2 separate regions of the Homo sapiens genome follow, and region 1 is linked to region 2. The links are chromatin contacts, found by Hi-C or POLR2A ChIA-PET in ENCODE. All regions are on one chromosome and are shown on one strand. The core of a region is the stretch at or near the end of the contact, and the rest is flanking DNA. Distances in the headings are between cores, read along the strand shown. Region 1 has its middle 81 kb from the start of LINC01038. Region 2 has its middle 96 kb from the start of LINC01068.

Evidence for each region. Hi-C counts contacts between places; a loop is a spot of excess contacts on that map. ChIA-PET counts read pairs that join two places held with the same protein, here RNA polymerase II (POLR2A). Pooled maps may share reads with other maps.
Region 1: a map of breast epithelium shows a loop between it and region 2 (21-fold over the local background). The contact joins two enhancer-like sites. A Hi-C loop is called at or near these places in 3 of 168 maps with a recorded cell type or tissue (breast epithelium, endothelial cell of umbilical vein and heart left ventricle) and 2 of 50 pooled maps. POLR2A ChIA-PET finds 5 or more read pairs at or near these places in 1 of 52 experiments (AG04450).

What each region holds. Positions count from the first base shown.
Region 1 is chr13:79,721,117-79,725,204 of GRCh38, reverse strand. No RefSeq gene overlaps it. Among named protein-coding and RNA genes, the nearest start is that of LINC01038, 81 kb to the left of the region's middle. Within about 2 kb of position 1,592, at least 8 of the 41 ENCODE cell types and tissues checked have a DNase peak (open chromatin) inside an H3K27ac peak, as active enhancers do.
Region 2 is chr13:79,660,659-79,664,414 of GRCh38, reverse strand. No RefSeq gene overlaps it. Among named protein-coding and RNA genes, the nearest start is that of LINC01068, 96 kb to the right of the region's middle. Within about 2 kb of position 1,339, at least 4 of the 41 ENCODE cell types and tissues checked have a DNase peak (open chromatin) inside an H3K27ac peak, as active enhancers do.

The DNA.
Region 1 (4,088 bases), core at 343-2,842, 61 kb before region 2:
CAATTACAAGCCTACTAGTACTTAACTCATACTCATCTCCAGTTTTACCTGTGAATTTTGATTAGACTTTCTGGGCATTTCAAAGCCCATATAATCAAAGGGGATAACAAATTATGAACATCTAGTCTTATTTACTACTTTCCTGTCACTCCTATAATAATTTTTGGTTTCAGTCTTCAACGTCTAGGATAATTGTTCAATAATTTCCCCCTTCTTTCTAGTACATTTAGAGTTCATTCTGAGTGCACGCTATTCCCTCCCCCCTTTAAGGAATAACAAGAATGTTCATATCTTGTTTTAACAAGTGGATGATCTGCCTCAGCTTCAGAGTCAGAACTTCACACTATTAAAAGGAGAGCTTTATGTTTAACTTTTTGCCCTGTGAGAAAAGCAGGATATGTCAAGCCTCTACTTAAGTTTTTTTCTTTTGTCCTTATGAGTCCTCTCATGAGCTAATTTCTTTCATAGACTATATAAGCCCTTAAAGAGCAGCACTGTTCCCTGACAAACACACTGGCATGCAGTTAATCATTAATTTTGCAAGGTCCACATCTGCTGTCTTCTGGACTCTATATTGTTTGAGAGATTTCCTCCCATTCCTGTAAATGTAATTGTGTGAGGGCTAATGTTGGATCTTTATCTAACCTATTATCAGCAGTCCAGACAGAGTCTTAGAACCTTCCTTTAACAAGTCCAAGTTAGAGTTCACAAAGCTTAAACCTACATGAATAGAGTAGTATTTTTTTAATGGCAAAACAACAGCTGCAGGGGCTGATTCAATGACACGCCCTGGCTGAGTATGTGCAGATACTAAAAACAGGTGCAACTCATGACTGTTGTGCTGTGTGCCTTTTTAAAATATTACATGCATTTCTTCATCAGATCAAGGTTTATATAAAGTATGTTTTAGAGGGGCATAAAGGAATTCAGAAACATGGTCAGCTGAAATACTAAGGCTTTTAAAAAACAATAAAGGTAGAACAAATTAGAGTTATGTTAATGCTGGTAAGCGTACTACCTCATGAAAATCCAAGAATCCAGCCATCTGCATAATAAAAATGCCTTTTAAATGGCAAGCAAATTAAATTATAATATCTTTTTTTTCTTTCTTGGACTTGATCTGGGGTTCCAGCTTCATACCACTTGGGGAAAAGTTGAAATTAGGCTTTGTGTGGGTGGAGGAGAGGCAGAATTGAATGTGATCCTGTGCAAATAATCTCTTCCAGCCTTGCTGTAGGGTGGGACATGAAGACTGGAAAGAGTGAGGCTCCAAACCCCTGGCGTAGAGGCAACACCTTCTGTGGCCATGCTGCCAGGAAGGCTCCAAAGGGAGTGCCCAATAAATGTCAGTGTTGTGTGGCTATTTCAACTTTAAAGTAACTTGCACAAGTTCACTTGAAATTAACACTGCAGTCATACAGAAGGGGGAAAGGAGTGTGTGTTGTTTCCAGACATAATTGAGATTGAACTCTAACCAATTCAGAAACAAGCGTTACTTTCCGCAGCTCTAGAGAAGCCAGCTTCCCTCTGCCAGAAGGGAAGTATTGCAATCGTCATGAACACAAAGCGTTCTGTATGCAGCTTGCAGAGAGAAGCAGCCCTGTCATTCAGGCTGGCCATTCATCTTTGTGTGTCCTTACGGCAGAGGTAGTGTGAAAAGGAGTTTACTCCCCTTAAAACACGAGTGGTGCTTCTGGGGTCTGCAGAGCCTCCCACATCAGCTGTGTTTGAGGCATTCCTGACATGGAAAAGAGCCCAAAGATCACTTTCAACCTGCTACATAATCATCATTAATGCTGGCCCCTTCCCAAGAGCTCTGAGCATTTACCTGCCTCATACAGAGCCCTACTTTTCCCCAGGTTTCATAGTGAGGTCAACAGGGGCCCATTGAGGAAATCAGAAACAACCTCAAGAGACATTATTCAGACCCACCAGAACTCCTGACATGTGAAAGCTCTCCTTGGAGGCCTGCCACTGCCTGAAGAAACAGCCTAGATTTGGAGACTGAGAATACTCAAGTTATGTAAAGGTTGAATAAAAATAACAATTCTGATGCTACTTTTTTATTATAGAAGCTTCACATTTCATCTCTTGCAAGTAAGCTCCTGAGATGGGAGGGAGACTGTATTGCTGACTCACTAGCTTCTGCACCTCTTGGGTTTCTATCTTTAGTGGAGAGCCTGGTCTTTGACATGGAGTTAAGTAAGATATAACAAATGAGTGGAGCAGTCACTGAAATAAGTTTGTTAGGCATAATGGTAACGTTTTGAAACTATGACAATTCTTAATGACATAGTTTTTTGTTAAGTAAAATTTTGGAGTTGCAAGCAATGGAGTGAAGGACTTTGGTTATTTCAATAATAAAAGAACCCTCCTTCCAACTATGTTAGCAAGAGGAAGAACTGAAGGTTTACTAGTAAATGCAATTGTCAAAAACATAATCAGTGCAAACTCAAATGTTCTAAATGTCTTTAGCTAAAATGTGTAAATAACTTATAAAACATAAATACAGATAGAGGCAGGTAACAGCGGAATCATGTTCATTTGTCAGAAGAGCAGCAGTGAGAAGTTGGGTTGGGACTGACACATGAAGCATGAAGGCCTCCTTGGTTTACCTGAGGGAAAGAAGTTGTCAGAAGCAAGTCAACTGTCACAAGGCTGAGAGTAAGAGAGTCCAAGCAGTATAGTAACAACAAAGAACATGGACTTTTTCATCAGACTGATTTGCAATTCAAACCTGGCTTTGCCACTGGGATCCCTGAGCATATATTGTCTAAACTCTAAATCTTATTTCTTTAATTTAGAACTATCTGTGGCCATGTTGTGCTGACTAAACGAAACAGTGGATACCTAAAAGATATGAGCTAAAGTCTCAAAACCAGGAAGACAAATCAAAGATGAGCATATATGCTTAGAAACAGGTCAACAACTAAGAACCAAGAAGTTAAGGCAGTATAGTGACAAACAACAAGGTGTAATTTTCCAGAAGCCAGAAAAGTATCCAAACAGCTAGAGACCAAGAAGTGGACCTAGTGATCAAGACATACAACAATTCAAAATCTTGGAGATGAAGTAAAGAAAAACAATTAGATCCAAGGCTAAAATGTCACAGTAAGCAAACCTTGCCTCATCTGCATCCCAACAGGGCCGAAAGTGATTTGAAGTGACAATTGAATTTAGTCTATGTAGCTTCTGTAACCAGTGGGACAAAAGGGAACACAGCAATATAGATAAAGGGCAAATAACAGGAATAGCACATTTTGGAACACACTGGCCATTAAAACAGCATGGGTGAAAAATAAAGCATCCACAGGAAATAGAAATCAAGGTTCCAAAGAAGACAATGTTGTAATTGTATCACATTCATGCATGGCATGGTCTCACAGATATGTGTTCTGTGAAAGAGAAGGTACCTAGACATTCACTTGCTGAGAAGAGTTCTAGAAGAGGAACTATAGACACTTTTAAAATAGTAAATATTTTCAATATTTGTACTTTTTAGGTATTTCTGCCATATTTTAAACATGTATATCAGTTGTCATTCACTCCATAAGCTGATGTCATCCAATCTTATGGCTTTATATTAATTTTTATTGCTGCTGTAACAAATTACTACAAACTTACTGGTTTATATCAACATAAATTTGTTATCTTACAGTTCTGAGGGTCAGAAGACTTACTGGGCTAAAATCCAGGTGTTAGCAGGCTAGGTTCCTAGTGGATGCTCTAGGAGAGAAGCTGTTTTCTTGCCTTTTCTATCTTCTAGAGGCTGCCTGCATTCCTTGGCTCATAGTTCCTTCCTCCATCCTCACTGCCAGCAGTGTAGCATCTTCAAGTCTCTCTCTCTCTTTCCTGCCCGGCCCCAACCCCACACTGACCCTTCTGCCTTCCCCTTATAAGAACCCTTGTGATTAATTCAGGATAATAATCCCATCACATAATATTTAACTTAATCACATTGGCAAAGTCCCTTTTGCCACATAAGATAATATAATCACAGATTTCGGGAACCAGGAAATAGATATCTTTGGATGCTATTATTCTGCCTATCACAACCTTAAGTAACATATACTTTGACAACTCTCAAA
Region 2 (3,756 bases), core at 90-2,589:
TCCTCCCCCGCCACCCCACTCAACTTTTAAGTTCGGGGGTACATGGGCAGGATGTGCAGGTTTGTTATGTAGGTAAACATGTGTGATGGTGGTCTGCTGCACATATCATCCCATCACCTAGGTATTGAGCCCAGGATCCATAAGCTATTTTGCTTGATGCCCTCCGTTCTCCCACAGGCCCCAGTGTGTGTTGTTGCCAACTATGTGTCCCTGTGTTCTCATCATTCAGCTCTCACTTATGAGTGAGAACATGCAGTGTTCGGTCTTCTGTTCCTGCATTAGTTTGTTGAGGATAATGGCTTCCAACTCCATCCATATCCCTGCAAAGGATATGATCTTGTTCCTTTTTATGGCATACTGCCTTTCACACACTGTGTTCAATACCCATCCCTAGGAGAAGTGTATTTACTGTAGAAAGACTATTACAGAAGTTTTTACAAATAAAAGTAATTATGTAGTGAAATGAATTTATTGGAACAACTACATTGGTTAACACATTTTACCTAGGGAAAGAATGTACTCATTTGAAGATTTTCCATCAGGTTTTTTACTTAATATCCATGTAGTTATTTTTGTAAGCCAGTTGCTTATATACAGCCAGTTGCTTATGTGCAGCATACTACATACATTTAGCACCAAAGAATCATGTCATGCTATCACTAGGAGGTTCTCTAACTAATATCATGTCAGAGAAACTTTCAAGCATGCTTTAAAAATGCTTATGTAAAATGTTTCCCTGGCCGTGATATCATGTCAAGTCTAAATATAGAACTTGCTGTCTGTAGTGTTTTTAGTCTTTGGTACTGTTCCCTTTAGCTATAGCTGTGCAACTTGTTTTGTGAACCAGTCAACCTGTTACGATGATGTCAGTATTGAAGTTATATAATAGTTTTCCTTCAAAGATTAAAGATACATGACCAATATTATAAAATATATAGATCTGACAGAATGCTTTATAATTAGATGAAATGTGCTTTGGGAAAAATTCTAATAAAACGTACCAAATAAATAATGTGACAAACCAAGCCCATGAAATCATCTCTTACTCTGTGTAACTCTTTTCGCTCGGTATCATGATTTTTTCAGATACGCAGAACTCTAATGATCAAAGGTTTATTAGTAAGACAGGAAAAGGAAGGGAGACAGAACCAAATCGGTTAATACTATATAAAGCTACTTTCTATCACATTTAAAGTATATTAGGAAAAGAAAATGTATTGATTAAATAAGTTATCACTAGTTATTCTATTACTGTTAAACAGGAAAGCTAGACTTAAAGTAAGCTGACATAGATCTGCCGATGAGTACATAGCAGGGGAAGTGGCTGCATGCCACAGTCTGCCATCTGGTGACACCTCATTGAAAGAGAGATAAGGAGCAAGAAAAATTATTGTGAACTTTCTTTATCCCGGATAGTTAGGATGTTTACTTCCACTCACCTTAATGGCTACATATCACTAGTTCCCAATATCTGACCTAGAGTAAACAGACTTTTTATGATTTATTTTACTACATTTCAGTTTCTCATGAAGACTCTATTGAGTATGAATTCTAAAAAGATTGGTCCTTAGGCAACAGGAGCGCTCAATGCCCAGTTAGAAAGATAACACAGCTGTTTGTTCAAACACTTTTCTAAGTGATCCGCAGTGGCAGCAGGAAAGAAAATGATGTCTCCTAGAAAGTAACAACTTGGCTAAAGTTAAACTAGCTTCAATAAAGAACATAAGAGAGAAAGATTCAAAAGAATGCTTGAAAAACTATCCTAAGAAGCTCAACAACCAACTTTACTTATTTAAATGTCTAAGAAGCAGACATTTGGGTGTCTCTTTAAATCTTCTAAAATAAAATGATGATCGTAGGTTAAATACAATCTGAAGTGTTAATTAAATGATTTTGTTTTTAAACCCATATTTTAAGATATATGTAATTTATTGCTTGTTTGCATTAAGTATAATTTTTTTTTAAGGCAGGATCTTGCTTCATCACCAAGCTATAGATCAGTGGCACAATCATAGCTAATTGCAGTCTTGAACTTCTGGTCTCAAGCAATCCTCCTGCCACACTGCCTCAGCCTACCAAGTAGCAGGCACATGCCACGATGCCTGACTAAATTTTTTTTTATTTTTTATTTTAGAGACAGTGTCTTTTTCTGCTTCCCAGACTGGTCTCAAACTACTAGGCTCAAACAATCCTCCTGTCTCAGCCTCCCAAAGTATTGAGATTATAGCGTCAGCTACTGCACCCAGCCCCTGAATGCAATTTCAAAGAAATATCTGATGTCAAAAATGTGTGACAAATTTTTTAACAAGCCTTTTATTTCCCCTAAGGCTTAGTAATGGTTGTTTTTCCCCAGTAAAGGTAGATCTAAATGTATTCTAACCTCAGAATAAATTCAATTAACTTAATCCATGGCCAAATGATTTTCCCATTCTTTCAGCAGATATATTCTCTAAAAAAGCAAGCATACTATAAATCGCTAGGCTTCTCTCTGGCCAAGGTGCTGCTACTTTAAAATAACCTTCTCTAGGTTTGTCCTAAAAGTCAGCCTTGCTGCATGAGAAAAGAGAATGGAGTCTAAGTAAGTAGATCTGGAGTGAAACCCAGATTTTCATCACCTACTCATGGTATGACCTGGTAAAACAGCTTATCTTTTCTTAGATCTGATTACCTCCTCTGTAAGGCTTTGTAGGCCATTGTAAAGATTAAATGAAATAGCGTATTGAGAGTATCTGGCACATATTAGACCTTTAATGAATACTAGTTTGCTTCCTTCTTCCTGTAACAAACATTGAAAATAATACATTCTGATATATCTAATGGGTTTTTATTGGCACAAGATTTTACTAACACTAGAGAAGACAGTGGACTCAGACAAAGTGCCTATCTTTGAAAAGCTTATACCTTTTTCTATGTATCGAAAGAGTTCCATGAGGTAAGACAGGATTTTCCTCTCATTTCTTTGTTCCATCCCCTCCACAGCCTGGGTGTGAAAGAAAATTCACAATAACTCATAGAAATTGCATTTTAAAGGGCTGGGCGCGGTGGCTCACACCTATAATCCCAGCACTTTGGGAGGCTGAGGAGGGTGGATCACCTGAGGTCAGGAGTTCAAGACCAGCCTGGCCAACATGGCAAAACACCATCTCTACTAAAAATACAAAAATTTAGCCAGGTACAGTGGCTCACGCCTGTAATCCCAGCACTCTGGGAGGCCAAGGCAGGTGGATCACAAGGTCAGGAGATCAAGACCATCCTGGCCAACACGGTGAAACCCCGTCTCTACTAAAAATACAAAAAAAAAAAAAAAAAAAGAAGAAGAAGAAATTGCATTTTAAAAGAATGTCAGTATAAGCTTTTAATTTATAATCATCCACGATGAAGAATCAGAAACAGTAGGACTTACAGTCTGGCGAGGGTCAGCCACATGTAGAACTGGAAGGACTCTTTCTCTCTACATTGACATGAAAGCTAGCAACAGTCTGGCACCCTCTAAGAGTACTGGCTTTGAAAGAATTGGAATGTGACACTTTAGTATGGATGCTGGGCTTTCCATGATGGATCTCAGGCACTTCTAACAGTAAAGATACCTCCAGTCATTTCAAGAGCAGAGGACATCAGCAAAAGGAAAACAGAGAGGGAGAGAGAGAGAATATGGCAGATTCCACTCATCAACTGGAACTAGTAGACTGGTTGCCTTCCCTTCGGGGGCTTCAGAAATATTTGAGTTATTCATGTAACATAAACTTTACCTTTAAA